Linked DNA regions of Mus musculus: all the other regions are linked to region 3. A link is a loop called in an ENCODE intact Hi-C map of the cell type or tissue named here. Cell type or tissue: heart. All regions are shown on one strand. Links, peaks and the distances in the headings refer to the core of each region. The heading gives the core; the rest is flanking DNA.

Evidence for each region. Peaks named below come from ENCODE experiments on the same cell type or tissue, not always from the same donor. Only the 100,000 strongest peaks of a DNase experiment are listed, where the experiment ranks them.
Region 1: it touches region 3 in a loop (4-fold over the local background); 3 of 42 quality-filtered maps call a loop at or near these places.
Region 2: it touches region 3 in a loop (2.5-fold over the local background); 2 of 42 quality-filtered maps call a loop at or near these places.

What each region holds. Positions count from the first base shown.
Region 1 is chrX:13,499,293-13,509,346 of GRCm38, reverse strand. No RefSeq gene overlaps it. Among named protein-coding and RNA genes, the nearest start is that of Nyx, 43 kb to the right of the region's middle. In heart, for the core only: a CTCF peak has its summit at 5,735 (motif pointing right); DNase peaks (open chromatin) are centred at 2,826 and 6,126; H3K27me3 peaks cover 1,099 bases.
Region 2 is chrX:13,346,703-13,356,756 of GRCm38, reverse strand. It overlaps Gm34661 (a long non-coding RNA gene), which reads left to right and starts at 9,053. Exons shown (of 3, transcript XR_386903.3): 1 at 9,053-9,372. In heart, for the core only: no CTCF peak of the experiment used is centred there; no DNase peak of the experiment used is centred there; H3K27me3 peaks cover 4,832 bases.
Region 3 is chrX:13,616,961-13,627,014 of GRCm38, reverse strand. It overlaps Cask (calcium/calmodulin-dependent serine protein kinase (MAGUK family)), which reads left to right. Exons shown (of 27, transcript NM_001284503.1): 6 at 718-820; 7 at 6,190-6,365. It also overlaps a transcript of Gpr34 not described here. Among named protein-coding and RNA genes, the nearest start is that of Gpr34, 11 kb to the left of the region's middle. In heart, for the core only: no CTCF peak of the experiment used is centred there; a DNase peak (open chromatin) is centred at 5,354.

The sequences.
Region 1 (10,054 bases), core at 1,283-9,282, 120 kb after region 3:
CATTCAGTGGGATAAAATTCATGCCTGGTAGTAGAAACCTGACCTGTGTATGGTCGATGAAGTCATGGACTCTAGAGAACATATTATTGCCACTTTCCAAAACAATGTAATCCCAACTGCATGCTAAATACAGAGAAGTATAGCACTCACCTCACCAAGGAAGCTTTTGTTTTTTTTTTTTTTTGTTGTTTTGTTTTGTTTTTAACTGGCAATGATGGTTCACACATTTAATCCCAGCACTCAGAAAGCAAAGACAGGCAGATCTCTGTGAGTTTAGGGCCAGCCTGATCTACAAAATGAGTTCCAGGTTAGCCAGGGCTACATACAGAAACCCTGTCTCAAAAATCAAAAACAAAGATGTATTTAAGTAGGGAATGTTGATGCAGCCCTTAATCCCAGCACTCAGAAGGCAGTGGCAGGCATATCTCTGTGAGTTCAAGACCAGCTTGATCTACAGAGCAAATTCCAGGACAGCCCAGCCAGGGCTACACAGAGAAATTCTGTCTTGAAACCCACCCCCCCAAAATAATTTTCTTTCTTTTTATATGTGTGTGTGTGGGGGGGGGGGGTGGATGTGTGTGTGTGTGTGTGTATGTGTGTGTGTATGTCTACATGTGTGGTGATGCCTATAGAGACCAGAAGAGGGTGTTGGATGCTCTAGAACTGGAGTTCCAGACTGTTGTAAGTTGCCCAGGTACTTGGAAATAAACTCAGGTCTCTGAAATACCAGCAAATTTTTTGAGCTATCTCTCCAGCTCCTTGTTCTTTCTCTTTTTTGAGAAAGGGTCTTACTGTGTAGCTCAGAGTGCCTTGGAACTCATTATGCAGCCCAGGCTAGCCTCACACCAGAGCTCTTCTCACCTTGGCCTCTCACAGGCATGCACCACTGCTCCTGGCCTGTCTCATGGTTTTGATAGGCATGAGTCCAAACATACTCATTTTCCTACTATGTAAGTGTTCATCCAAAGACATTAATCATGTCTCTGTCTTTATTCTTTACCACTGTCTTGCTCCCCATTTTAACAAAAGTACCTTGTTCCTTTTTCTGGTTCTGTTATTGAGATTATGAGGATCTTCTAACACAATAAAGGCTTTTTTAAATACACTGCCTTAACAGAAAATCCGTATCTCAATAAGAAGCCAATGGCATTATTTGGTTATGTTTGAAACCCATTCCTGACAAACATTATTAGCAATCTAGGAGTAGAACATCTGTGTTCTAGAATAAAAAAAAAATAAGTATAGAAAGAATATATAGAAACTACCAGGTCCAGGGTTACTGTTGGGGAGGAAGAATAACATCTAATATTCTGTGATACAGTGACTGTAGTTCAGGACAATTGATTATTAGAGAATATTTTGAGTGTTCCCAGAATAACAACAAAGATATCTAAGTTATAGATATATTAGTTACATTGATCTGATCATTGCACAGTATGTGCATGTACTGAAATCTCATCCATAAATATGTACAGCTATTCTTTCTTTAAAGCTAAGCACAGTTGAGAATATGGCTCGTAAAGGCACTTGCCACCAAGCCTGATGACCCAAGCTCGATACCCAGGACCCATATGGTGAAAGCAAAGAAAATGTTCTCAAAAGTTGTCCTCTGACCTCCACATGGTACCATGCCATGTTCATGCCCACATATACACACGAATGAGTATAATAAAACTGAAACTTAAAAATAAAGGGAAAAAACCCTTAGATTAGATACATGTAGTGTCACATAATATCTAATCCTAGCATTCAGGAAACTGAGGCAGGAGGATGACAAGTACAAGGCAGCCTGAAGTACACAGAGTAGAACTCCGTCTTAAAAATAAAGAAAGAAGGGGAGGGGAGGGAAAGGAAGGAATGGGAGGAGAAGGGAAGGCAGAGAAAGGGAGGGGAGGGGAATCAGAGGGGAGGGGAGGAGAAAACACTGTGAGCTGTAGGGCACTCCTTACTCTGACCTATTGAGCTTCCTTCAGGTTGTGTGCTGTGATACAGAATTTGAGTTTTTGTGAGATGTCACCTGTGCTAGGGTAGACTTCGATGCTGCAGCTGCCTGAGTCATATCTGCTCCTGTAAGTAACCACTCACCCATATTCCTCTTAGTAATCCCAATAAAACTGGGTGAGTAGGCATTTGTTCATATCTCTCTAGGGATAGTATCACATAACACCAGCACATCTACCCAGGGGACTCATTATTTACAAAGAGAAAAGCACTTTGAGCCAGGTACCGTCATATCTTCCAAACAGTCCTGAAGGGTGGGTATCATCACCACATTCACTTTGTAAGACACAGAAACTGAGATGTTGGAATTGATACAGATGCTTCTAAGAGAGATGGCCTGAGGGCGATCACCACAATCCACTGCAAAGCAAAACCAAACCAAACCAAACTATGGTGGCATGCGTTTGTCATCCCGGCATTGGTTGGGGTGGGGGCAGAGACAGGCAAAGCACTGCTGTGCTCTGACCAGCCAGACTAGGCTGTTTGGAATGGGGGTGGGGCAGTTTCAGCAGAGAGAGAGAGAGAGACCCCTTTTCAAACAAAAGAGTAGTGGATGGCATCTAAGGAATGACACTCTGGTGCATGGACAGACACACACACACACACACACACACACACAGTGGGTGGGGGTTCTATTTCTCTCCCCTGCTTCATGTCCCTCATAGGGTACAAGAAGTAGCCATGGGAATAGGGGAAGTATCCCTTCCTGGCTAGGACCTGGGGAACATTTAGAAGGAACTACTGCAGCTGGGGGGAGGAGGGGGTAGGCAGAGCATGCCTAACAAACAGGAAGAAGCATTGTATTAGAGCGGGAAGTGGGGGCCCTGAAGGCTGGACAAAGACAGGCCTCTTGCCTTTGTACTTACTCGTGCCAAGGCAGGGTGTCAAGGCAAAGTTCCTTCTAAGCCAGATATGACCCCAGAGAAGGTTTACATTAAGTAGAAACAAACTTGTGCTTGTGTGTGTGTGTGTGTGTGTGTGTGTGTGTGTGTGTGTGTGTGTGTGTGCTCATGTGTTTGCATATGTGCATGCATATATAGGCCAGAGGTCAATACTGGGTATCTACCTCAATCGTTCTCCACTTTATTTTTTCATTTCCATTTTATTTATTTGTTTGAGGGACGGGAGTGGGGCGGCTATGCCTGGGACTGTGTGCTTATGAAATCAGAGGACAACAACTTCTGGGAGTCAGAGCTCTTCCCCTTCCTCCATGAATTCTGGGAGGCAAACTCAGCCATGTTTGCATGCTGCAAGAACTTTTACCCAATGAGCCATCTTGCTAACCTGTCTGCCTTTTTTTTTTTTTTGAGACAAGTAACGTCATCCTGTCTCTGCCTCCCCAATGCTGTTGTGTCCAACTTTTACACAGGTGCTGGGATCGAATACCGGTCCTGGTGCTTCCCTGGTAAGTGCTTTTGCCAATGGAGCCATCTTGGCAGCTCTTACATGCTCATATTTTTGTTGACTTGGCCAGGTAGTGCCATCTTCTGCTGGGTCCCTGCTGGAACCTGAAGATCAAACCTCTCATTTCCTCCTTTACCCACCAAGATGTATCAGTTTCCTTCTTTCTGCAGTCGCCCCCTTCCTACCACAATAGCAACTTGAGTTTGGGCTGCAACATACAGACTTTCGTTTCTCTTCGGCTTATGTATCTCCCTCCCCTTCCACTGGAGATATAACATGTCTCAGCCTCCAGTGTCTTTGTGTTTGGTCAAATGGGGGATGAATGAAGGGAGGTAGGGAACTGACAAGAAATACCATTCACATATTTACTTTTTCACAAGTTTGTACACATCTGTAATATACTTTGATCCTATTTACCCCATTGCCTTCTTATCCCCTTTCCCTTCCCACCAAAGCAATTTCTTCTCAAGTCTCCCTCCTTACATCATGTCTCAGTGTGTGTCCCACACATTTAATTAGCTTGGCTTGCATGGGCATGGGCATGGGGGGCGGGTATTTAATTGCACAAAAGCAACTTACCTGTGGCTACACCACTGCCTCCCATAACCATTTACAGTCTATAGCTCTCAAGGAGGGGGTGGAGTCTTACAATCCACAATGGAATTCTGTTTGTTTGTTTGTTTGTTTGTTTGTTTGTTTGTTTTCCCGAGACAGGGTTTCTCTGTATAGCCCTGGCTGTCCTGGAACTCACTCTGTAGACCAGGCTGGCCTCCAACTCAGAAATCCGCCTGCCTCTGCCTTTCAAGTGCTGGGATTAAAGGCGTGCGCCACCACAGCCCGGCCACAATGGAATTCTTAAGAAATTCCCATTATTGTGCAGGGAGCATGTCCAGAAGGCAGAATTCCACAGCAGCCCCTTTCCTCCTCTGGCTCTTACATTCTTTCAATCTCATCTTCTGCTGTGTTCCCTGAGCCCCGGGGGCAGGGGACATCTGAGCACTTTGACCAGTAATGAGTCTCTGCATTAACTGTTGCCCACAGCAAACAGAAGCTTCCCTGGCCAAGGCTGAGAGCAACACTAAGTTCTGGGTGTAAACATATTTGGAAGGCAGTTGGGCATCATGTCCAACTAGCAGAACAGTAATAGACTCCTGCCTCACTTCCCATTAGGGCTTATGGCCTCTGGAGCCATGGGGGTTGGGCCAGGGTTCCAGTAGCAGGCATAACTTCTTCCAGGAAGCTGTTGTGCCACTATTGCACTAGTGGTACCTCTTGGTGTCAAGTTGGCACTGCAGCTTACACAGCGCACAGCTGGGCAAGCCTGCTGATGACCTTTCTCCCTTGGCAGCCTACACTGCACCTTCCTGCACCGTGAAAGTTAACTAGCAAGGGAAAGGCTGCTTTCAGCACAGTTCCCGATTACTATCTCTCCACCTAGCAACCCGAGGGCGTGCTGTTGTGTGTGGTATTTTCATCTCGTTCTATGGGCAACTAAGAGCAACGACAAAACCCTGTGTCATTTTGAGGTCCCCTAAGACCTTCTTGACTAATGTTCCACAATAAAGTATCCCACACCTGACACTGGGATTTTTTAATAACCTATGAGTTCTGATAGCAGATATATATACATATTTAGGGGTTGTTTATACCTTGTTTTTGTTTGTTTGTGACAGGACCTCTATTTTATGTATGTCTGGTTGTCCTGAAACCAAGACTGGCCTTGAACACACAGAGATCCACCTGCCTCTGCCTTCCTAGTGTTGGGATTAAAAGTGTACACCACCGTGCCTAGCCAGAAAATATTCTTGATAGAAAAAATATTTTTATTTGTTCCCTTCCTTCCTTCCTCCTTCTGACTACACTATGTGATGGCTGGTGCTTTGGCAGCCCTGTTGGGTTATGAGACAGCTATGAGAATGAGAACAACATTCTGGGATGGATAACTTATGAGAGAGGTGGTTCTTTTTGAGCTTTGTAGTACAGTGCCACATAGGCTACAGACTTCCTGCCAAACTTAATGGAGTTGTTTTGTCTTGGTTTGATATGGGGTGGTAGGGATGAAATCCAGGACCTTGTGAATACTACTGAGCTATATGCTCTGCCCTTGGATACTCACTAATTAGCAAATTAAAATTGTTTGAAGTTATGGTGTACATCATGATGCTTTGACCTATGCATGCATTTGTAAAATGCCTAAATCAAGCTCTTTCTCCGTTGTTTCACAGATTAATTACTTTAAGAAGTATTCGGTTTTTATTTTATGTGTATGAGTGGGTTTGCCTTCATATATGTGTGTGCACCACGTGCATGCTTAATACCCACAGGAGGCCAGAAGAGGGCATCAGAGTCCCTGGAAATGGACCTATGGATGGTTGAGAGCTGGGAAGGGAACGCAGCTTCTCTGCAAGAGCAGCTAGTGATCGGAACTGCTAAGCCATTTCTCTAGCTCCCACATGGATCACTTCTCTAGTGAGAACATTCAAAAACCTCTCAGGGAATTTCAACCAAGTGGTATTGCTAACTAGAGTCACCATGCGGTCCAGGAAGGCCTATCCATCCTGTGTGTGTATGTGTGTACTAACATGTCCCGTGCCCCAGCTGCAGACAGCCTCCCTTGTACTCTCTGCCTCTATGGTCTCAAGTTGTTTCAGGTTCCCTGTGCGGATGAGATCATGTGCTATCTGGCTTCCTCTGTCTGACTTAATATCCTGCAGGTCCTCACATACACTCCCACAGATGTGGACTGCATCACGAGGAAGAAATGAACTTCTAGGGCATCTCAGCCTCTGGAGCTGGAGTTTATGTTACCCTCAGCTGAGTGCCATCCAGCCTCCAGCAGTGACTCATTTTTCTTTGGCTCTGAAAAAGGGTTCCATGGCTAGTTCTCCCCTTCACTCCTCACATCAGCTCCTTGAAGTGAAAGGAATTTTCCTAATGAGGAAAATAGGAGCCGCAGCACTGCAGGCGGTGGAGACAAATGACACTGTCTTTGTCTTTCCAGAAGGCTGCGCCTGCAGCTGCTGTCTTAGTCATCGAAGTACCAGGGGAGCCAGAAAACAGGAGATGTGCCTCTGCAATCCCGATCAGAAATCCCAGAGGTGTGCTGGTAGATTTGGGCATCAGGAAAGCAGCCTCCAAAGGACAAGTGCTTTTACAAGACGCCCAAATATGCACCTAGCCGTTTGAAAGGGAAATGTAGAAAAAGAAAACACGCAGGCATACACACACACACAGAGAGAGAGAGAGAGAGAGAGAGAGAGAGAGAGAGAGAGAGAGAATTGAAAAGGTGTAGGCGTTAGAGGATGGGGTGAGAACATTACAATCTAAAGAGCAGCCTGGTCTGAATAGTGAGCCTTTGTCTCAAAACTTTTTTTTTTTAAAGAAGAAATACAAATGGCCAGTAAATAAATGGGGAAGTATTCAACATCCTTAGCTAGCAGGGACATGCAGATTGAAACTGCTTTGAAATTCCACCTCACTTCAGTCAGAGTGGCTGTCGCCAAGAAACACTGACAACAAATAATGGTGGATGTGTAAACTTGTACGGCCATTAAGAAATCTGTCTGGAGGTTCTTCAAACATCTAAACTATAGAATTAACAACTAACTATAGATCCACTGTATGTATACCTGGAGTGCTATGTATATCACCCACTGGAGATTCTTGCTCATTCACATCATTGCTTAGAGCTAGAATTCCTTCCATTGGGGAGACCTAGGCAACATCTACCCCTCCTCCAACGGTCTCAATGACAGAGACATGATTCCCCTGAAGTTCACTCTGGAAAACCAACGAGCTTCATGGGCTTCGTTGCAGAGCACAGGTGAGGAGCTATTTACAGAGGTGTGGGTGTTCCTTCCCCACAACCAGGCACAGGATGAGGGCTTTTCTAGAGCCACATGGATGGAGTCCTCCTTCTCTAGTGTCCCCAACTCCATCCTTATATATACTCTAGCCCCTCCCTGAGATCACCTGCAATTAGGGGAGTCTTGCACGTGCCAGGTGGTGGGGAGCCACTGGATATTTGGGTGAGGGTCTTATGACCCCTATGAGGGGGTGTAAGCAAGCCATCAGCAAACCCAGCTGAAGGGTTTTGCAAAGAAGTTGAGCTGAAGTCCCCAAGATGTTGATTGCTTATCTCGAAAGACAATCATGTGCATCTCTGCTGCACTCCTCATAATGATAGATGGATGGAGACAGAAAGTGTGCTACAGACATACAATAGGATTCTGTGCAAATACAGAGAAATCAAATCATGACAGTGCAGCAAAATGCATAGCCTGGGGAATCAGATGTCATGAAAGCTGAGAGGAACCAAAAAGAAGCAGGGGATGGAGGAGGAAGGGGATGGATATGTACAAGGTCCTGAGCTCCGTTCCCAGGAGCATGTGCACCTGTGTGTGTATACACATGGAGCATGAATGGGGGAAGGGCTCACCAGTGTCAAAGGAATAATTGGCAATTATTGTCTGATGGAGGGGGTAACAGTTTTCTTCAGGTAGGTGGGCCCCTGATGCTCCATTGGATGGCCCTATAGACATTCATAAGCAGCACTAATTGTACTCATGGGTTTTTTAGGGTCAGCTTGATACAAGCTAAAGTCATCTGGGAAGAGAGACCCTTAACTGAGAAAATGCCTCCATCAGATTGACCTGTGGGCCAATCTGTGCAGCATCTTCTTGATTATTGTTTGGGATAAGAAAGTTCAACCCGTTGTGGGCAGCACCACCTCTGGGCAGGTCTGCTTGGGTTGTACAAAATGCAAGCTGAGAAAACCACCAGGGACAAACCAGTAAGCAGCTCTCCTCCATGGCTTCAATTCCTGCCCTGGGTTCCTGTCCTGACTTCCCACTATGAGGGACTATGTAAACTGAAATAAACCCTGCCCGCCCCCTACAAGTCACTTTTGGTCATGGTGTTTATCACAGCAATAGAAACCAAATCAGGACAGGACACAGTGAGAGAGGTCTGGGAAGAGTTTGAATTAAAGTGAGGAGTGAATATGATTAAAATGCATTGTATACATGCACAAGCTTCTTGAAGAATAAATAATATATATTATTAACCATAAATTAATTTTAAGCCATTCTTTAAAAGTAGAAAAGTAAAAAAAAGTTCAGCAATTAACCTTTACTGGTAGCCAGTTGAACAGACATCTAGCTGGTTTTCCCTCTTTTGGCTATTGTGAGTCAAACTGCTATGATCATTCTATTCATATGTAGGTCCACGTGTGACTGTAAGTTTTCATTTCAGTAGGATGAAGGGGCAAGAGTGCAAGTGCTACACTGCATGGTGGTTGTGTGTTTGATTTTGTAAGAAATTGCCACATTTCTTCCAGAATGGCTAGCTGCACTTTCATACGTGAGCCACCAGCATCGGGTGTCATCATTGGGTTTTATTTTTGCCATACTGACTTATCTCACTGTGGTTTAGCCTGGGTGGTGATGCCGAGTGTCTTTGCATATGTTTGTTCTCCATCTCTGCATGTAGGTCTGTCTATGACTTCTGCCCATTTCCTAACTGCACTATTGTCGTTTTCACTGTTGAGTTTTGAGGGCCCTTTGTGGGCTATGTGGTTTGCAGTCTGTAATTTATTGCCTGTCTGTCTGTTGCCTGTTTTGTGTATGTGTTGACCCATGCATGCCTTGACATGTGTGTGGAGGTCAGAGAACAACTCCCTGGAGTCAGTTCTCTCCTTCTGCCATGTAAGTCCCTGGGATTAAAGTCAGGTTTAGGAATAAGTGTTTTTACATGCTGAGCTATCTCACCAGCCCTGTAACTTATGCATCCATGTTAAATGCATGGCCTGTTGCAGCATAACACTTGAATTTTGATGAGAATCTATCAGTTTATTCTTTTGACATCGACTCTAAGAATTGTTCCAAAATGTCTTTTATTTATAATTTAATGATTCATTTTGAGTTGTTTTTTGTACACACTATGAGGTTTAGGCTGGAATTGCTTTTTGCTTTTTTTGATCTATAAACATCCACTTGCCACAAGGCTGTGTGTTCAGCATGGTGAATGATTCAAGTTTTATCCCCAGCTTGTGGAGGTATTTTGAAGGCTATAAAACCTTATAGTAGTTCTCAACTTTCCCAATGCTGCAACCCTTTAATACAGTTCCTCATGATGTGGTGACCTCCAACTATAAAATTATTTTTGTTGCTACTTCATAACTGTAATTTTGCTACTGTTATGAATCATAATGTAAATACATTATACGCAACCCCAAAGGGATTACAACCCACAGGTTGGGAACCATTGTTCAGGAGGTGGGGCCTGGGTGGAGGAAGTAGGTCACTAAGGCCAGGCCTTATAGATGGTACAGGCCAACCCTGTAGTAGAAATATTAAAAGTCCCAGGCAGGGCTTCTTCCCCACCTTAGACCAGTTATGTTCTTGGATGAAAGACACACACAGCCTTATCTTAAGCAGCACAATAGCTGGGCAGCTGCCTACTCTCCGTGCTGTTAGAATCTACCTTCCGATTAATAACCCCAAGTTATTAATTACTATTTACTATGTGCCATCTGGACTGCTCTTAACTCCAATTGGGCAGCCCTCTGGGCCATGTTCTCTTGGCCCTTAGCCCATTCTCTCTCTCTCTCTCTCTCTCTCTCTCTCTCTCTCTCTCTCTCTCCCTCCCT
Region 2 (10,054 bases), core at 632-8,631, 270 kb after region 3:
GTGCCCCAAATTTATGAGACCAAACAATGAACCAAGAGACATTTTATTTGGGGATGGAGGCATGGTCTCTGCCATGTAGACATGGTTGGCCTAGTACCCAATATGTAACCCATGCTGGCCTCTCTCTCAAACTCATAACATTTCTCCTACTTCAGCCACCCAAGGGCTAGAACTGTAGGCACGCACCACCAGTTAATTACCTTATCCATGTTCCCTCCCCACTTGGAGTGAAAATACTTTTGTTTTGTTTGTTTAAGACAGGTGTCATATATACCAGGCTACCCTAGAACTCACCATGCAGCCAAAGATGACCTTGAACTTCCCAAATTTTATAATGACAGGCTTATGCCATCATGACTGGTTTAGCCATCAAACCCAGCGCTTCATGCATACTAGGCAACCACTCTACCAACTGAGCCATGTCTCTGGCTTGGAAATATTTTACGTTTATTTGAGAAACATCTAGGAGATAGGGCACAACAGGTTCGTGGTGCTTGCTTCCAAGCCTGAGGACCTGAGTTCCAGGCCCAGAATCCATGTGGTGAGACCTACTCACACAAGTTGTGCTCTGACCTCCACACTAACACGTGTGCTAATAATGCACACACACATAGTAAGTAAATAAATGTAAAATGTTTGGTTGGTTGGTTGGTTGGTTTGGTTTGGTTTGGTGGGGCTTTTGAAGCAGTGGTTCCCTGTCTCAACAGCCCTGGCTGTCCTGAAACTCATTCTGGCTTCAAACTCACTTGCCTCTACCTCCCAAGAGTTGGCATTAAAGGTGTCAGCCACCACCACTGGGCAAATGTAAAATACTTTTTAATTTAAAAAAAAATCTAAACTTTTTCTTAAAAGGCCAGCATTTCATGATTAGATGTTATTTCCTTTCAATGGGTGTCAAGGTAGAAAGTGACCTGATTTTAAAGTTGAAAACGTTTGATCACAGACACAATTCAGGAACTAGTGAAATGGCTCAACTGGTGAAGTGTGTGCATACAAGCGTGAGGACCTGAGTTCAAACCCCAGCCCAAGCACAAAACCCTGTCACAGAGGTATGTGCCTGTAATCTTAGTGGGGGAAGAGGAGGCTAGAAACACAGAAAAGCAAACTCAATCCAAATCCTTGTAATCTCAGCATTTAGGAGGCAGAGGAAGGAGGATCATCGGAAGTTCCAGGAGAGCCAAGATATAACCAAACCCTGTCTCAGAAAGGGGGTAGGGGGCTGGAGAGAAGATTTAGCTTACTGCTCTTACAGCAGAGGCCCAGGGTTTGATCCCCAGTGCCCACATCAGGTGCCTCACAACCACCTGTAATTACAGCTTCAGGGAAACAGTAATTACAGTTTCTACATCCTCTGGTATAGGGCCGTGATAGGCAGCCTGGTCCCTGGTCCAGCACAGGCTTGAAACTCCGGTGACTCTGCAGGAGACCACCCTGCAAGGAACAGTAGGTGTTTTGCCACGCTCCTGGACACCAGGCTCCTGACAGGAGGCCACAGCTCTTCATAGGTTTGTGGCCATCAGTCATGTAATGGCAATACCCCAAACCCCTCTACAGATAGAGGATGTGACCTGTGGTCACATAGCCTCAAGACAGATCTCCATTTTAATGAGGCACCTAAAGGCCCAGAGGCTTAGCCAATAAACTCCCCTTCCCAGACACTCCTCCCTGTAAAAGGTATTTAACCTCAGGCCCGCCCTGAGAAAGTGGGATACACTTTTATTCATCTCCACTCTCCGCCATGACAATAAATGCCTTAAAACCATGGACTGTGTCTTTTTATCGGGATCAGCCATGGGGAGCAATGGATCAGGCCTTCTCCTAAAGAGCCGGCCACCTAATCTCCAGCAGGAGGCCTCTCAGTGCTCCCAGCCATGGCCTCCACCAAGCCAAGCCACCCACTGAACAAGCCAAGGACTCTCTCTCCTCCCCGCAGGACCCAGCCTGAGCTCTCCCTTCTTTTCTCCTTTGGCCCTAGGCTAGATCCAGCCTGTGGGCCCCCACTCCACTCTCAGCTCTTTGGTGGCTTCCAGCAGCACCTCAAGAGTCTGAGAACCTGTCAGCCCCAGCCTCCCTGCAGGCCTAGAGACTCCAGAGCCAGCTCCAGCAGTCCCCAGGGACCTCAGACTACACACCCCCATCCCTGGAGCAGTGTCCAGTGGCTTCACATAGCCCAACACCTGCCTGGCACTGGCATGTGATAAGCACAGTCAAAACTCCTGTATTCCGCATCCTGCCTCCCCGAATGGCCTGAGCACTGTGACAGAGTGGACTCGGGACACCCCCAAACTCAACACTCTGGCATCTGCATGTATATGGTACACATAAACCCATGCAGACACACATATATACACCTAAAAATACAATCATATTTTCATTATATAAAACAAAGCAAAACCAAAGGAGCATACAGCACCAGTTACGCTTTGCACACATATGTAAACTACACTCTGCAGTCCTGAACTGCAGGTTGGCCCAGAACCCTGATGCTTCAGTTTGTCTTCTGTGTCTTGAACAAAAGTAAACTTACACAGCCATTCAATTTGTCACAAGAATAGTAGTCAACAAATTATATGAGGGATTCTCCCATTTTCTTACAAAATAAGCCTTGTGTTCAAGGGGCTTGCCCAACTGCAGATAACTGTCAGCTCTATGAGCCACTCTCGGGAGGGTGGGGGTCCTCTAGGATGACCAGCAGGTGAGGTAAACAACCACACATTCAATTTGGGATATTGTCTAAAGATCCCCTGGAGTGGGGTTAGGGACAGTTGCAATCCTCTGACATAGGTCCTGGGAACTAAAGGTAGGAGCTCTGCAAGGGCTCTTAACCACTGAGCCATCTCTTTCTATGCTAAGTAGGTGAAGGAGCATGTCTTCCTCTAGATTCTCACATCCACACATTGCTCCCCTTGCTAGTGACTCGACCTGGACCCCAATTCTTTTTCTTTCCTTTATGGCTAACACACTAGGGCTTTGTTTTGTTTTGCTTTACATATGTCCATGCATGGATGTATGTACATAATGTGTGTTCCTGGTGCCCATGGAGGTTAGAAGAGGATATTGGATTTCCTGGAACTGGAGTTATGGATGATTGTGAGCCATCATTTATACTGGGAACCAAACCCAGATCCTCTGCAGGGGTAACAAGGGTTCACAACTGCTCAGCCATCTCTCCAGTTCCATACTAAGATTTCGAATCCAATTTGGCTGTGGCCCTTTGCTTGGTGACACCCTGCTATCCAGCAGATCTGGGTGGAGACACCTCCTTTGTGCTCACAGAGCCTCCACTCCCATCCCTGGTGCTGACTCAAAGGCTTGAAGAGCAGATGGTTCATTCTGGACATGACTCCAGGAAACACAAAAGAGAGACAGGGTAGGGAGGAAAGACAATGGAGGGTGTATTTATGAGCTGGTTACCTCCACGGAGCTGAGTCCTATTAGGGAGCAGTGTAGAGACTGCATAGAACACACCTCAGAATTGTCCCACTGTTAGGATGCATGGAGCTCAGAAGTAGAGTATAGGCTTAGCAAAGGTGAGGTCCTGGGTTCCAACCTAATACCCTCCAAAAGAAATTAAGATCGTTAGTGTTACGTTAAGAACAAAGAAGTTAAGGTGGTTTTTATGGCAGGCAACAGTAATTGCAATAACAATAAATACTGTCTCAGCCAGGTATAGCAGTGCACATTTATGACCACAGCACCAGGACATGGGGGTGGGGGAGGGAGCATCATTCAAGGCCAGTTTGAGCTGCATAGAGAGTTCAAAGCCAGCCTGGACATTATGTGACACTGTCTCAAAAATATAAAAAGAAGATAAAAAGGAGTCTGGAGAGACAGCTCAGTCAGTAGAACTCTAAGTGTTCACATACTTGTAATCCCAGTGCCCAGGAAGTAAATACCAGAAGTCTTCGGAGTTCACTGGCCAGCCAACTGAGCCCAATCAGTGAGCTTCAGGTTCAGTGAGATCCTGTCTTAAAACATAAAGTAGTGTTGGAATGAAGGTCAGTGGGTGAAGGCACTTGCCCCCATAAGTCTGGTGACCTGAGTTCAAATCCACAAAGCTGTCCTCTGATCTCTGAATGCCAGCTGTGCCATGTGTGCCCACACCTCCACCCACCTCCACAATAATAATAAAATTTAAACATAATAAGGTGGGCATTAATGTCCACCTCTGACCTCTGATGAATGTACCCACTCATTCATGTATACCTACCCTACACACACACACAATTTATTCATTCATTAAAAACACTGTCTTAATAGAGAACAAAATGCTTGGAATAATTATCCACCGAGGCCTCTCTCTATCAACTTGCCTCCCCCACACACACCATTCAGCATTGGTCCTCTATTGACACCCAAGCTGGAAAGCTGGGAGAGGCAGGAGGTAGTGACATGTCAACAACTAGTGATCTCAGGTGGTCATAAGGGTTGTAGAGCTGGCCAGCAACAGCGTCCACAGCATTTGCCCTTATATTTCTGTGCCAAAATGCCCATATTATTTCTTCTCAGTTTTCTTCTGTATATATAGACGCACTTCCAGCGTCAGAAAGGACAGTAGTACTTAGTACTCAAAAACTGTCTTCTTAATGAGTAAGTGAATTGATGGATGGATGGATGGATGGATGGATGGATGGATAGATGGATGGATGGATGGACATGCATGGAGTTCAGAGTAAGATGTTGAGACAGAAGATAGACTTGAGGCAGGGATGCTAGGATGAAATTACAGACACTTGCAATGCTCCCATGAGTTGTTGCCCTTAATAACTAGAAGGAACAACTTCCACAGGCAAAACTTGGGAGCCATTCAGGATTCCAAGTTCAAGGCTTGTCTGAGCTACATATTGAATGTAAGTTCTGCTTGGGCAACTTAAAGAGACTCTGTCTCAAAATCAAAACACAGGGCTGAGGCATAACTTGGTGGCAGAGCTCTGAAGGGGTGGGGGGAGCAGAGGCAAAAAAGGCAAGAGTTTCAAGTCATAAAAATCTCTAGACAATTGGGAAAATAAGATCACAGGAAAAGCAAGGGTGATTTTTCTAATGCTGGTAGTCTTCGGGAACTCAGAAAGAATAGCATCAGTAGCTCCTTCTGTGTCCATCCCCAAACATCAGTCTGCATCCAAGAAGAGGGACTGCTTCTCTTCCCGTTCCTTTTCAAGCCTAAGTGCTATTAAAAGTAACAACAAGGGCAAAACTAAACTTACCCAGACAGGAAGAACAAGTTGTGTGGAAATCAAGTGTCCTCATCTAATTACCCAACACGCCCTCCTGGTCCAGTTCATAGCCATGAAAGTGACCTGCCCATCACCCTTGGGCCTAAAGGTGTGTCTGTGCAAGCACTCCCAAGGCCTCTGCCATGCTGGTACTTGGATTAGGCTATTCCACCCTGGTGGAGTGGAAGTGGAAAGGAACTGCTCCCATGCCCTCTGGTCTAGAGCCAGCAACTCCTCTGAGCCACCAATGGCCCTGACTCATCTGTTCTACCTAACGTAGGTGTGGCTACAGCAGGGACCCTAGCATAAGGGATTGGGTGGCTCCAGAGAGCAAGAACCTTGTCTTCTATCAGCCTGGGACCTACAAAGACTACATCAGTGGCCTGCAGGAATAAAATTGAATCTGTCCATGGGAGCTTAGTGCTCAGAGTCACACTGTGAATGGAGCCCTTCTAACAGGGATCAGCCTAAGGCACAGGAAACAGAGTGTTCTATAAGCTCTTTGAGATCCCTGTGACTTTGCCTGGTTTCCCACTGAGCTTCCACACTCTAGCACTTGTCTCCTGTGCTCCTCAGTCTCTGCCTGTAGCTTGATTTTCTCTCATTTGTCTAAATCTAGACAGAGCAGAACTCTATCCAGGCTACACAGTACCATAGGACAACTCAAGATAAGATGCCTTGTCCTCCTGTAGCTCACCATGTACTTCCTAGACAGTCCACATGGCTCTGAGATGCATGTGGGAATGGGACACAGTGAGTGACAAATGTCCTCTCATAATCTCAAGTGTGAAAATTTGGCCAAAGACATCCAGCATGTGGTTTCTCTTTCGCTTTACTCAATTTTCCACCTATTTCCCTGGCCAGACGCCCAGAAAAGTAGCCTTGGAACCTGGTGCCATTCCTTTCCTGGCCCCACCTTCAGATTTCTGTTGACAATTCCTGGGAACCAGAAGGGACAACCTTTAGCCTTCCACTTCTTCTACGTCACCTCTTCCTACTAGAATACAACAAGACCCAGTGGCCAGATAGATGTCTGTTCTCTATTTGGGGAGAGACATTGTGATTTGAGTTCTATAGGACTGACTTTTATTTGCTCAAGAAATTTGGGGAAAAAAAACCAAAAGTTTTCCCTGTTATCAAGCAGATGGTTTCAGGCTATCCAGGGAGAAGGTTGCTTGTTGTTTTGTTTCTTTTTTGTTGGTGTTCGAAGATTTACTTATGTAGTGTTCTGTTTGCTTGTACACCTGCACACCAGAAGAGCGTGCCAGATCTCATTATAGATGGTTGTGAGCCAACATTGATTGCTGGGAATTGAACTCTGGGCCTCTGTTGGAACAATCAGGGCTCTCAACCTCTGAGCCATCTCTCCAGCCCTATTGGTTTGTTTTGAGACAGGCTGTAGCCAAGGCTGGCCTAGAACTCAAAGCAATCCTCCTGCCTCAGCTTCCCTCTTGAGCACTGAGAGTAGGGTCATGTATATACAATGCAAGGTGGAACTGACAGCTATAGCTTCATACATATATTAAATGGAGTATCATGTAATCCAAGCCGGCCTTGAACTCACTATGTAGCTGGGGATGAGATGAATTCCTGATCCTCTTGCCTCCATCTCCCAAGTGGTAGGTGTATGTTACCATGCTAGATTTTATGTGGAGCTAAGGATTTGGTACAGGCTGGGCATCACCACACTTATGCAGAGTTCAGAATAGGGCATCAGATCTCTAGAACTGGAGTTATAGATGGTTGTGAGCTGCCATATGGATTCTGAGAACCAAAATGAGGTTCTCAGCAAGAGCAGTAAGTGCTGTTAGCCACTGAGCCATCTTTCCAGATCCCTTCTACCTTTCTTTTTTAAACAAATCCTGCCATTCAGCTCTAAGCTCCTCAGTTTGCTGGACTGGTTAGCAAGGAAGCTTTGAAAATTCACCTGTCTCCATTCCAACAGTGGTAGGGTGGCAGATGGGATTCTAGGAACCCTAATGCAGGTCCTGCTACCCTAGTGGCAGACTCTTTACCATCTGAGCCATCTTCCCAGGGAGCCTTAGCTTACCAGGGACCCCCAGAGTGAACCATGTGGAGCCACGATCAATGCAAAATGCAGTGCACTGGGGTCGTCCCAGACCCGAAGGAGAGGCAGTGACCCCCCAGCACCCATTCGGCAAGTTTTTATATGGTTTCCAGGGGCAGAATAGAGCATCAGCAACTAGGCACAATGATTGGCGGAACAGTGCACCCTTTAAACTGATTGGTCTTTAGGGAATGAGATGACAAGGACTTCCCTTGACTGAAAGTGGGCAACGGTCTGTCTGTCCTGCAGAATGTGTCCCCACCCACAAGTCGGTTCTGCCCTGTTGTCTGAGAAATATTAGCCCTTCCAGAGGGGCAAGTGTTTCATGACCTTCCCAAAGTTCCTAAGCTGACCTTTTCACTAGCTCCCCAGAATCAACTTTGTCTTGCCTGACCAATGACGTTGTAACCAGGTTCTTTTTTCTTGTTTTCTTTATGTCATTGTCATGGGATCCTGGAACCACATTCCCATTAGAGTGGATCCCAGCTCTTAAAAATGACCTTGGCTCAGCCCTCCGTACCCTAACTACTCCAATTTCACATTCCAAGTCAACATGAGTAAGTAGCGTCCAGAGCACAGACAGCACGTAGTGACTCTCACTGTCTCTGTGCCTGTTCATTATCCAATCAGTTGGCATAATCTTGTCCAGCCTTCCAAACCACCTTAACCCACACTGCCTTTGATTTGTTTGTGGTTGGTGGAGCTCAAAGCCAGGACCCCTTTAAGGCATCTTGCTAGCTTTTTCCCCCCATTTGTTGACACAAGTCTTACCATATAGCCCAGGCTGGCCTCAAACTTGTGGCAATTCCTTCTTCCTCTGCCTCCCAAGTGCCACCATTACAAGCATAGGTTACCACATTTTGCACTTCTTTTTTTTTTTTTTTTTTTTTTTTTTTGTCGCCATTGTTTTTGTTTTGAGACAGGGTTTCTCTGTGTGGCCCTGTCTGTCCTGGAATTTACTCTGTAGACCAGGCTGGCCTCACAGAGATCACCCTGTCTACCTCCTGAGTGCTGAGATTAAAAGTGCATGCCACCATGCCTGGTACCTTCTGTTATACACATACACCAAATTTTGTTTATTCATTTGTTAGTTTATCAGTGTGACCTTTCCACGTTGGCGCCAGTATCCACAAGACTGTTGGGAATAGTCATGTACTAGTGTTCAGGTGGGCGTTATGTCCTTATTTCTCTTGGCTAAATACTTAGAAATGGACTTCCTAGGGGACTGGTGGCCATGCTTGACTCTTTCTTTCTTTCTTCCTTCCCTTCTTTCCTTCCTTCCTCCTTTCTTTCTTTCTTTCTTTCTTTCTTTCTTTCTTTCTTTCTTTCTTTCTTTCTTTCTTTCGACAAGATTTCTCTGTGAAACAGCCCTGTATGTCCTGGAAATCTCTCTTTTGACCAGGCTGACTTCACACTCAGAGATCCGCCTGCCTCTGCTTCCGGAGTGCTGGGATTAATGGGGCTTGTGCCAACACAACCCCTCGTGCTTGACTTCTTAAAAGAATCTCCAAACTGCATTGCAAAGCACCTACAGCCATTGACACTCTCTCCATCGATCAGAGTCGGGTCCTTGGCAAATGGTTTTTTCCCATGAGCCACAACTAAGTTTAGGCATCCCTATGCTGAGGTCAGAAGCTCTATTAGCCTGATCATTCAACGACTGAGACTGCTCAGAAGTGCTGCGTGGCCTCGGATTGGATCGTTTTTTTCTCCCAAGAGCCCCAGGGTGGGGATGGAAAGAATGGTGTGTTTAGAGGCATTAGCAATGCAAAGGGATTAACTACTCCGCACCAGACAGTCCAGTGCTAAAACCTAAAAGCCCAAGTGATGAGAGATATACTTCGGAGGAAGTAGCTAGGGGAGGGGGAGGGCCCAAAACCAAGCCCAATCCTGACTCAGTCTTTGAGCTGCGAATCTATGGCTGCGATTGCATCATGGAGCCTCCGCAGCACTGCCCTGATGCGGCGGGGAGTTGAGAGGTGGGGGCGAACTAAGGCTGGCATCTGTTCCCCATCTCTGCCCCCGGAAGGATACTGCGTGGTTACTCAAAGCTAGATGACAGCACCTGCCGCGAGGCCCCGCACCTCCTTGGTATTATTATGGTATTAGCTCTGCCTTATCCGGGGGCGGGCAGAGTAATGAGATGCAATGCTGCAATTGCAGCCCTGATCCAGCAGTTTTGATTCTTCCCTACAGCTACAAGCAATGGCTTCCATCACTGCTCCCCCCGCCCCCAGCTGGAAGGCAGTAAAGTAAACAGGAAGTGGCCGTTTCTCCAAGGGGGCTGTATGGGACTTCAGCTGTGGGGGTTTCTTATCTGAGCTGGGAACCATTCAGATTGGGGCGTGGCTCTGCGCAGTCACTGCTTGGCGCTCTTGCGCGCTTGCTCTCTCTCGTTCCCCCTCCCATCTCTTCCCCTCCCCCCTCCCTATCTCTCTTTCCTTCTCCCATTGCCTTCTCCCCTCCTCCTCTCTCCCCCAGTAGCTTTCTATTAAGGGTGATTACTTTACTATGCCTCGGGGATTTGTGTTGAGAGTTAGAATTTAGGTTGAAGCCCGGCATCCTGGTTGCAAACTAACATTAAGCCTTCGGTGTGATTGGAAGTTGTTAAACAAGCACAGGCACCGGTAGCCAGAGTTGGGGGGGAGGGGCATCTCTTTGTTCCGTTGGTCTTACTTCTTTGTTTTGTTTTGTGTAACATTGTCTTGTTCAAGACAAGGTCTCATCCTGCTGCAGTGATAACTATCAGTAATTCTCCTTGTTGTGTTTTATA
Region 3 (10,054 bases), core at 1,369-9,368:
TCAAAGTGTAGTGACTTTAAATAAAAGCACTTATGTAGCAGGAAGAAGCATGCCATGCATTTCTGCTGAAACAAATATAAACTTTAAATCAAATACAGAGACTATTACACACACACACACACACACACACACACACAAAGAAAGTATATCTGCACTTGTAGAATACCCATGCTTTCTGGGTGATAATCTTGGAAACAAATAATTCCTAAAGTCTTTAGAGAAAGAATTTAGAAGTGAGAAAAGGACAAAGAACTTAAGCATATAAAATAATTCAAATGCTTTTATTTATTATTTATTTTTTTTAAATTTGGGACAAGGTTTCTCAGTGTAGTCCTAGGTGTATGGAACTCATACACCTGCTTGCCTCTGCCCCCCTTGTGCTAGGATTAAAGGTTTGCACCACCACTGCTCAGCTTCAGAAACTTTTTTAAAATTGAAATTTGTTTTTATAATAGGTGTCTTAATACATGTAGTTTTTATTTTAGGGAGGGTTGAGAGGATCAGGAAGCAATTTGTAGGAGTCTCCACTTTGTGAGTCCCAAGTTGTCAGACTTGGTGGCAAGTACTTTTACCCTCTGAGCCATCTTGCCAAACCAATTTCCAAGTTTTGTTTTGTTTTTAAGTACAACTATATTGTATTATTTAGTTTTATGCAAATTGAACTCTTTTGCATTAAATTTTATCTTTGATTTGATTGTTGCTTTTTTTTCTTTTCAGCCCCACTGTGTTCTCCTTGCCTCAAAAGAAAACTCGGCACCTGTTAAACTTGGGGGCTTTGGGGTGGCCATTCAGTTAGGAGAATCTGGACTTGTTGCTGGAGGTAAGACCACTTTAACATGCTCCCCCTTCAAAACCTGGGTGGTATGTATGAAGATTGGAAGGAAGGATAGCTGGGAAAGAACGAGCAAAGGCAGGGTGGTAGAAAATGTGATCAGACATCCTTAAAACCATGGTCAACACTGGATTTCACACTGATCATGATGGAAAACTACCCGGAGACTCTGAAGAGTGAGCACTGTAATCATAGTGCACAAAGAGCTTACCATTTGGAAATTGAACTGGACAAATAAAGTCACCTCTAGTATAAATGGGTTTGCCTTTTAGGATCACAGCATGCCTAAGCTTAAATTTCCTACCATTTTCCTTTTTCTATATATCAAAGAAGCCTGCTAAAGTCATCAGCCTATGTGTCTGTGAAGAGCAAATGGAAAAGAATAACAAGGCTGGTTTTCTCATTAACCAAAACAAAACATGATTTTAAAATGCCTGTGCCATAGTAGAAAGTGAAATTTTTCACCAGAGTACAGAAGTGGATGCTAATTCAGATTCCACTATTGTAGAGTTTTTATGAATTCTTTTCCAGAATTCAGACCACAGCAGTGCCCAGGGTTTACTTCTATTTCTTAGTTTTGCAAATTGCAGTTCTCCATTCTGTACTGCTGGTGTAGGCAGTGCTCCGAATACTAACAGCTTCACGAGGAATCAAAACTTCATGAAGCATATCCTTTAGCATAGAGTCTTCAAGTCAATTTGCCAACCTTCAGAAAACCTCTGTTAAGCCAGGTGTGGTGATGTACACACAGAATCTCAGCGCTTAGGAGACTGAGGCAAGAAGATTGCTTTGAGTCTAAGACCAGCCTTGAGAACCTAGCAAGATACTATCCCATAAAAGAAAATGAAACAAATGCTCATGTTAAATTCAAATGCTTTCCAAACCCTAACTTTTAAAATAGCTGTCTGTTTCACAAGATAGTTCGTTCAATTTGATTGTGGCTAGAGCATCAAGCAGTAATAACAATGGCCATCTTCTGAAAAATGAGCCTGAATTATACTTGTATTTTAAAAATCACTCTCTGCCACACTGCTCTCTGAGATTAAATTGTGTTAAGATCTAATCTTACATACTTTTCTAGCTAAGTATTTCCTGTAAACATGGGAATAAGAGAAAATGAGCCACAGTCCTTTTATGTTATATGCTAAGATGATTTTGTGTCTGTTACTCTGGATCTCCATTCTGTTCATATTCATTGTAGCATAGACTATTTCACAAATCTTGATGGGGGTAGATTCACTAAGTTTGCCTCCATGTTCACCTCTTTTCCTAAAGACTATAAACTCATCCTCTAATTTTTATTTTTTCAACAATATTGAACTCACATGTTCATTATTCAAAAATTACTATTTTTATACTCTAAAAAGGTTTTATTTTACATTGAGAAAGAATTTTATATGGTCCAGAGTGGCCTCCAAGTTGTTAAAGAGTTGAAGATCTGAACTTGTGGTCCTCCTGACTCCATGCCTGAACAGTAGGATTACAGATACACCATCACACCCAGTTGTTGGCGCTGGGGGTGAGACTCAGGGTTTGGACATGCTAGGCAGGGACTCTGCTAAGCTGCACCCTAGTCCTAAAGTACTTTCTGGTAGTTAAAATATTGTCATTTCTTAATGTACCTTTCCATATACCTTTCAAATAACTATTTTAAAGATTACAGTACTTTAAAAAACACAATGTGAATAGGTAAGAGATACATGATTTTCCATAGGAAAAAAAGCTTTTCTTCTGTTTAAAGTACTTTTGAAATTTTACTAATATTTATCAATTTTGGAACAGAAAGCTCTTTTCCTGTAGATTGGAATCTTTGACTACCTGGGCTTCCAAAGAGAAAAAGATTATCTTCCTTTACATGTTCTACATACCAAAACCATGTAACTCCATTGCATTTCCCCTATCTAACATTCAACTGTTTAGAGAATCCACTTACTCTGAATACAATGTAGAAAACAATTACAGTGTAGTAAAACTGGTTACCCTTAAAAAGTCCTCTCCATTGAAAACTAACTACATACATAGGAGACTGCCTTCCTCTGCTTTTCATTAAATTGTATAGATTTGTGTCCCCTCATAATTTGCACCTCCTATTCCATTTGCTTAGAATGCCTATTGTCATTTTATCTGTCGCATTTAGGTGTTTGCTTGAAGACTAAGCTAACAATTATTGCCTTTTAAAAGCAAGCCTATTATAACTGCCCTAGTTATATGACCTATCCCCTCTTCCATCTAACCAGAACTATCTAGCTTGCTTACTTCCTAACAAAATGTGATCAAACATGTAATAGCAGCAAAGGCAAGAGTGAGTGGTAGGAGAGCCATGGCTCATCCCTCCAAATATCTGCCCCAGCTATCACAGTGCCTAGGTCCTGGCACGCACTCTAGAAATGTTTAAATGAAAGACTAGTGGCTAGCCATTTTCCAGTCAGTAGCAGATTATAAGCAACAAATCAAGACATGCCAGGACTTGAGAAAGCATGGTGAGAAGAAAGAAAAGGAAAGCCAGGTGACAAAATGCACAGCAGCCATCTGATACCACAGAGGTTCATCGTTACATACCTGTGAAGCTCCTGAGAGAATCTGGACTGTAGCATTGTTCCTTTGTTGATAGCCAGAGTGACAAGTGAAGTCACCACAAAAGGGCTAAATGCTGTGTAACAGCCTATGAAAAACTAGTGAGGAAATTGTAAAAAAACAAAAACAAAAAACCTACATATGAAGAAGATAACAGTGGTTGTATGTATGAACATTCAAATCCTAAAGTATTAAAAACATAACCACTCAGAATAACTCCCTCCCTGAAGTTTGAGGCAAGGGTTATTATTTTATTGAAATTAGCATTTAAATATTTATGTACCTTTCTGAGGTATTTCAAAAAGTTACATGTTTGGTTTGGTAATTGGTTTCCTGTTCTTAGAATTTTGTGATCAAAGTCATAAAAGTCAAGTGGTTAAGAGAGGGGAGGGAGAGGGAGAGGGAGAGGGAGAGGGAGAGGGAGAGGGAGAGGGAGAGGGAGAGGAGAGGAGAGGAAGAAAATTAGTAGCAAACACAAGGGGTTTAGTGAAGTCTTTCACATTCTACTGATGTTCTTGACATTAAAAAGCCACCACTGTTATCTGTCACCACTGAGCAAATTTTTGAACTCAAAGTACACATCTTCCTGAAGAAAAAGCATAAATTTCTTCATAGTGGGGGCATGCTTCAATTCATATTAATGGAGACCACATTGATGGAGAGAGCCTCTTTAGGATGGCTGGGCCTGACTGTGGAGGTTTCGATTATTCCTCACAAGGAGGCCCCCCACAATGAGTCACTCTGCCTGAGTAGGAAGTCGTAGGAGGTGCGTGTCAAAGTACCATCTGAACTTTTCAGCAGGTACCAAATGGGTTCTGGTAGCTGTACTTCAAATGGTACCCTGAGATATTCGCCCTGCTTTTTTTTACTCCTCGTAGCTCCTGCCCTGTCCATCAAAACAATGTTTATTTTCCTGGGACCCTGCCTTACAGAAGCTGCCAATGAAGTGGGAAGTTCAGTTCCCAATACTATAAAATCAATTTTGCTGCTTGAAGAAACAAAATCAGACAATCAAAAAAATTTTTTCTCTCATCAGGTCCTTATAGCCAATGCTGAGTTCTCATTGTACATTTTGAGTGAAGGTATTTTCCCTGCTAGAATCCTGAGCTTAATCTCTTCCTTTCAGAAGTGTGAGAGAGACAGCTCTATCAGGGTCCTTTCAGCAAAATCTTGCAGGCATATGCAATAGTGTCTGAGTTTGGTGGCTAATTATGGGATGGATCCCTGGGTGGGGCAGTCTCTGGATGGTCCATCCTTTCATCTCAGCTCCAAACTTTGTCTCTGTAACTCCTTCCATGGGTGTTTTGTTCCCCATTCTAAGCTGTCTCATGTGAGGCTATGCCAGTGCATGGCAAATACAGAAGTGGATGCTCACAATCAGCTATTGGATGGAACACAGGGCCCCCAATGGAGGAGCTAGAGAAAGTACCCAAGGAGCTGAAGAGGTCTGCAACCCTATAGGTGGAACAACAATATGAACAAACCAGTACCCCCAGAGCTCATGTCTCTAGCTGCATATGTATCAGAAGATGGCCTAGACGGCCATCATTGTAAAGAGAGGCCCCTTGGTCTTGCAAACTTTATATGCCTCAGTACAGGGGAACACCAGGGCCAAGAAGTGGGAGTGAGTGGGTAGGGGAGCAGGGCGGGGGAGGGTATAAGGGACTTTTGGGATAGCATTTGAAAGTAAATGAAGAAAATATCTAATAAAAAAATAGAAAAAAAAAAAAGAAGTGGGAGAGAACACAGAGTGACCTGCAGTAGAGGCGCACCTGTAATCCAAATTGAGGAGCTAACTAGCCTCTCCACCCCTGCTGAATTTGATAACCATCAACAGGCCTTGGCAGCATGTTCTCTATAGATGGGTTAAACGGTCTCTTAGGTTCTTTTTAAACACAGGACCACAGTGAGATAAAGTATTTTACAATCTCCAAAGTAAAAATAATCTTGGATTGAGCATAAGAGTCATGCAGATGGTCAAAAAACAGAGGAAGGAAGGGCAGGGCTGGGCCTGCAGAATGTAGACGAGCTGCCAAGTTGGTTAGGCAGTGGCCTGTCCCAAAGTCCTTTCCCGGCACAGTTGAAGCCTTTTATTCCTCCACAGAGGAAAAGACTACCTCAAGGCTACTCAGTGAAAGATGGTTATAGTGTACATGCAGCTCCAACCACATTCCTCCTAGAAAACTGGTTTTTGTAAGAGAGGGAGGAAAATATGAAAACGCTTTAAAGAACATGAGAGTCAAAGAGGATTGCGTGGGCGGGAGTTCCTGATTTTGCTTTAGTGTATGCTCTCATTCCCTTCAAATGTTTACATTAGGAATAAGCTAAGTATTCCCATTCCAGTAGCCACTGAGAATTGCTGATTGACCTAGGAACTTGGCAGTTAAAAGTCATCTTTTTGCCATCAAACTGTTGTTCACTTATGCATGCCCTCTTCCTGCCCCTGCCTCTCCTTAGGACAGGTACAGACTGGCCAACTCACTCTTCCCCTTCCTCTGCTCTAAATAGGAACATATAAAATTCTTCAAGGAGCAAGAAATAGAAGACCTACTATATAACATACAGAATTCAAAAAAGAGGACCAGAGTCCTGTTCTAGGCCCAGTCTTTTCTGACCCAGTGATCAGATAAACTATTTTTGCTTTCTATGAATTCCTTTCAGAAAGGGAAAAGAAGTACTAGAACATTGATATTGGTAAATTTTTTATCCAGACTGATACTGCTTTTTTTAATTTTCAGATTTCACAAAATCAGTTTTCCATAATGTTGCTGTTTTAAATACAGGCCGCGTTGGAACACCTCACTTTATGGCCCCAGAAGTGGTCAAGAGAGAGCCTTACGGAAAGCCTGTGGATGTCTGGGGCTGTGGTGTGATCCTTTTCATCCTGCTCAGTGGCTGTTTGCCTTTCTACGGAACCAAGGAAAGATTGTTTGAAGGCATTATTAAAGGAAAATATAAGGTAATAGACTATGGCCATTTTATTTTCCATACAAATTAAATGATCCTGAGAAAGGTACTTGTCTTGAAGTTGTTGTCTGTCTTTGCTCATTAACTTACTACTGCCTGAATTCCTACCCCGCCAGAGCAAAGGTCTGTGTTGCCATCAGGACCCAGTAGCCTTGTGAAGCACAGTGGGGTCTTGGGAAGTTTGAGTCACCATGAGCTCAACTCAATGAGCAGCAGACTTCTGTGGGCCTTTTTTGTATAGTTTAAAGCCCTTCATTTTTAAAGCTTTTTTCTTAATTCATAACACTCAAATGGAAATTTCACTCAGGTACTTTTTCAGTCATTTCTTATCTTAATTTTAAGTTTCCACCATCATAGCCAAAAAAGTCTTTATATTGCAGAGTGAACTGACATGTGAGCTTTACAACATGTTTCATAATAACAGTTCACAGGTACTTTCTTTAAAGAATTCTTTTTTTATTAGTTTTGTGTATATGTCTGCATGTAGGTAGGTACATGTGAATGCAAGAGTCTGCAGGAGATGTTGGGGACCCTGGAGCTAGAGTACAGGCAGTAGTGATCCCACCCAACACGGATAATAGGAAGCAAACTCGAGTTCTACGGAAGAGCTAAGCCACCTCTTCAGTCCCATCTTAGGGACATTTTGATATGACTTACACATTCATATTCCTTAGCTACTATGCATCAAAAGCCTGAAATATTATCACTGTCTTGTAATTACTAGATTACTGCTTTCATTATTAAAAATCAATGCTGTGACTGACATTATGGAGAGTTATATCAAAAAAGCCCTAAGGACTCTCAGAAATAAATAAGCTGAAGGTCCATTCACAGTCCCAACCCATCTTACTCTAACTATGTATCAATACATATATCTGGTAAGGTCTAGAGCTGTGATAGTGTGTATCTGGTGGCACTTAATGCTGGGGAACCCCCCCCCCATTATTACTGAAGCTCATACTTTCTATACAACTGAATCATTGCTTCATTTTTGGCCATGCCTGATAATGTAAGACCAAATATAAATTTATATAACACTAGACTCCCAAACTGTGAAGCTGCTAACATTTCTTTTCTATTTGTCAGTAATGTTATAATTTTTAAGATTTATTTTATTTTTAACTATGTTTGTGTTTGCATGTGGGTATAGGCACCAGAGAGAATAGTTGCCAGTGGAGGCCAGAGACATCAGATCTCCCTGGCGCTGGAGTTACATTACAGGTAGTTGTTAGACAAGTCATGTGAAAGCTGGCAGTTAAGCACAGGATCTCTGCAGCACCAGTATTCACTCTTAACAGTTGAGCCCTCTTTCCAGCCCATCATATGGAAAGGTAGTTTCAGAGTTACAGCCTTATCCTTTTAAACTATAAATAAGCACATGGAGGTGAAAATGGCAAATACTTTAGTTTACCTTGTGCACTGTCCACTCATGAGAGCAAACGGTATCTTTCTGAAACAGAAGTTGTAAGTATATGCTTTTCTACTTGTCTTAGAGTCAGTTGACCAGAAAATAAAAGTAATACTTTTAAAGTATTGCTTATTAAGCAATGGTCCCCCTCCTATCCTGGGAGATTGTGAATGTTACCAGTAATACAAAGACTGGGCTTTCTGGTCAAATATTACCAAATCAAATGAAATTACACATGCTAATGTATTGGAAGAAACTCAGTTGAAAATGAAGGGCCAGGCATGGTGGTGCATGCCTTTAACCACAGCACTTGGGAAGCTGAGGCAGGAGAATCTTTATGAGTTTAAGGCTAATCTGGGCCACATAGCAAGCTCCAGACCAACCAAAGCTACACAGTGAGGCTCTGTTTCAAAAATACCATAAGGAAGGAAACAACAAAGTCAAGCACAGGTTACTAAGCATAGCAGCAGACAGTACTTCATCTGCAGCAGGACCTGAACTTTAGCTGAGCACTTTAGTCAGTCTTCTCAGCAGCTGATGGCGTACTTACCACATGATAAAAATCTCCCACCTGCCTTTTTGAGTTATAAGCATTTGCTAACAATAGAATTCTTCCTTTGTGTTTGTTCATTTGCTTACTTCCTGGTTTCCAAGGCAATGTGCTTCGTTCCAACAGCGTCTGGTATTTGATTTTGTCTATTTTTAAAGCATTGAATACTTATTTTTTATGCCTTGGTAAGTAATTTCGACTGCTTGTACTGTCTAAAAATTAAGTTATTTTAAAATTTCCTATTCTTAGCAAATAATGGCAATATTATTAGGAAGCGATAAGGTAGCAGCCATACCATGATTTCTGTACCAAGGGTTTGCAGCCTTGCATCTTAGAATTTATTTCCCATTTTATTTAGCTTTTCTCTCTTCTTGCTTGTCTTCATGGTTTCCTTTACAAAAGGCCCAGGTCTTCAGCAGCAGTTTAAAGCATGGAGTCCACTTCTGCCACTTCTATGAACTTCATGGGCCTTGACTTTCTGTTCTTTTCTTTTTCTTCTTTCTTCTTTCTTTCTTTTTTTTTTTTTTTTGATATAGTGTGATATGATTCTATCAGTATGCATTGATGCTTCTTTATCATGGAAATGATCAAACACACAGGATAGTGGAAAGCTCTCAGCTTCAATACTTAATATATTACCAATCTTGTTATGCATTTCACGCACTTTTATGCTATTCTAAAACATCTCAAAAAAATCATTTCAACACCATGATGGTACTTACCAAAAGAAGCAGTAAAATCCTGATCTTGGACATTTGTAAGAAAAGCTCAATGAAATCACATGAGGCCCAGGACAGGGAAGAAGGGTGTTTTAGTTAGGTTTCTACTGCTGTGAACACCATGGCCAATAGCAAGTTGTGAGGGAAAGGGTTTATTTGGCTTATAGGTTACAGTCCATAATTGGGGAAAGCCAAGACAGGAACTTAGAGGCAGGGAATGAAGCAGAGGCCATGGAGGAATGTTGCTTATGGGCTTGTGCTTTGCCAGTCTGATTTTTTTAATACAACCCAGGACTACCAGATGTAGCCCTCCCCTCCCACATCAATCATTAATCAAGAAAATCCCACAGACCTACCTACAGGCCAATCAGATGGAGGCATTTTTTCAACTGAGCTTTCCTCCTGAATAACTCTAGCTTGTGACAAGTTGGGGGTTGGGGGACAAGGAAGCATACTATCTAGGCAGTGGCTAATCAGTCACCACCATGCATTTCAGACATTGCAACACATGTACCAAAGATGAGCATCTAAAGGTCCATTGACCACAATTCCAATAGAATGACAATATTTAAGCAGTCTTGTGCCAGTTACCGCATGAGATTCAACAACTGAAAGTGGTTGCTTTAGTAATTTTGCCTCTAAGAAAAGGAAACTAGAACATTGTCCAACTGTAAGAGCTCTCCCTAGCATACAGATGCTTTGCCCTCCCCATCTGTAAGTTCAAAGCCTCACCTGAGCCAAAGCTTGGTGTCTGTTGCTAGCCCTTGGCCAAACTGGAATGATTCCTTTATGCTGTGATGCAAGTACTGTGATTTCATTTGGCTTTAAATTATTATATTTATTCTCCATCATTTTCTCTTAAGAGGTGGCATTGATCTCTAAATGGTTAAGGTCAGCACACTGAGCCAGAGATGTAGTTCCTTGGCAGAGCACTTGGACCAGGGTTCTGTCTCCAACACTGACAAACAATAGCAACAGTTACAAAAGCTGGATACTATAAGAAG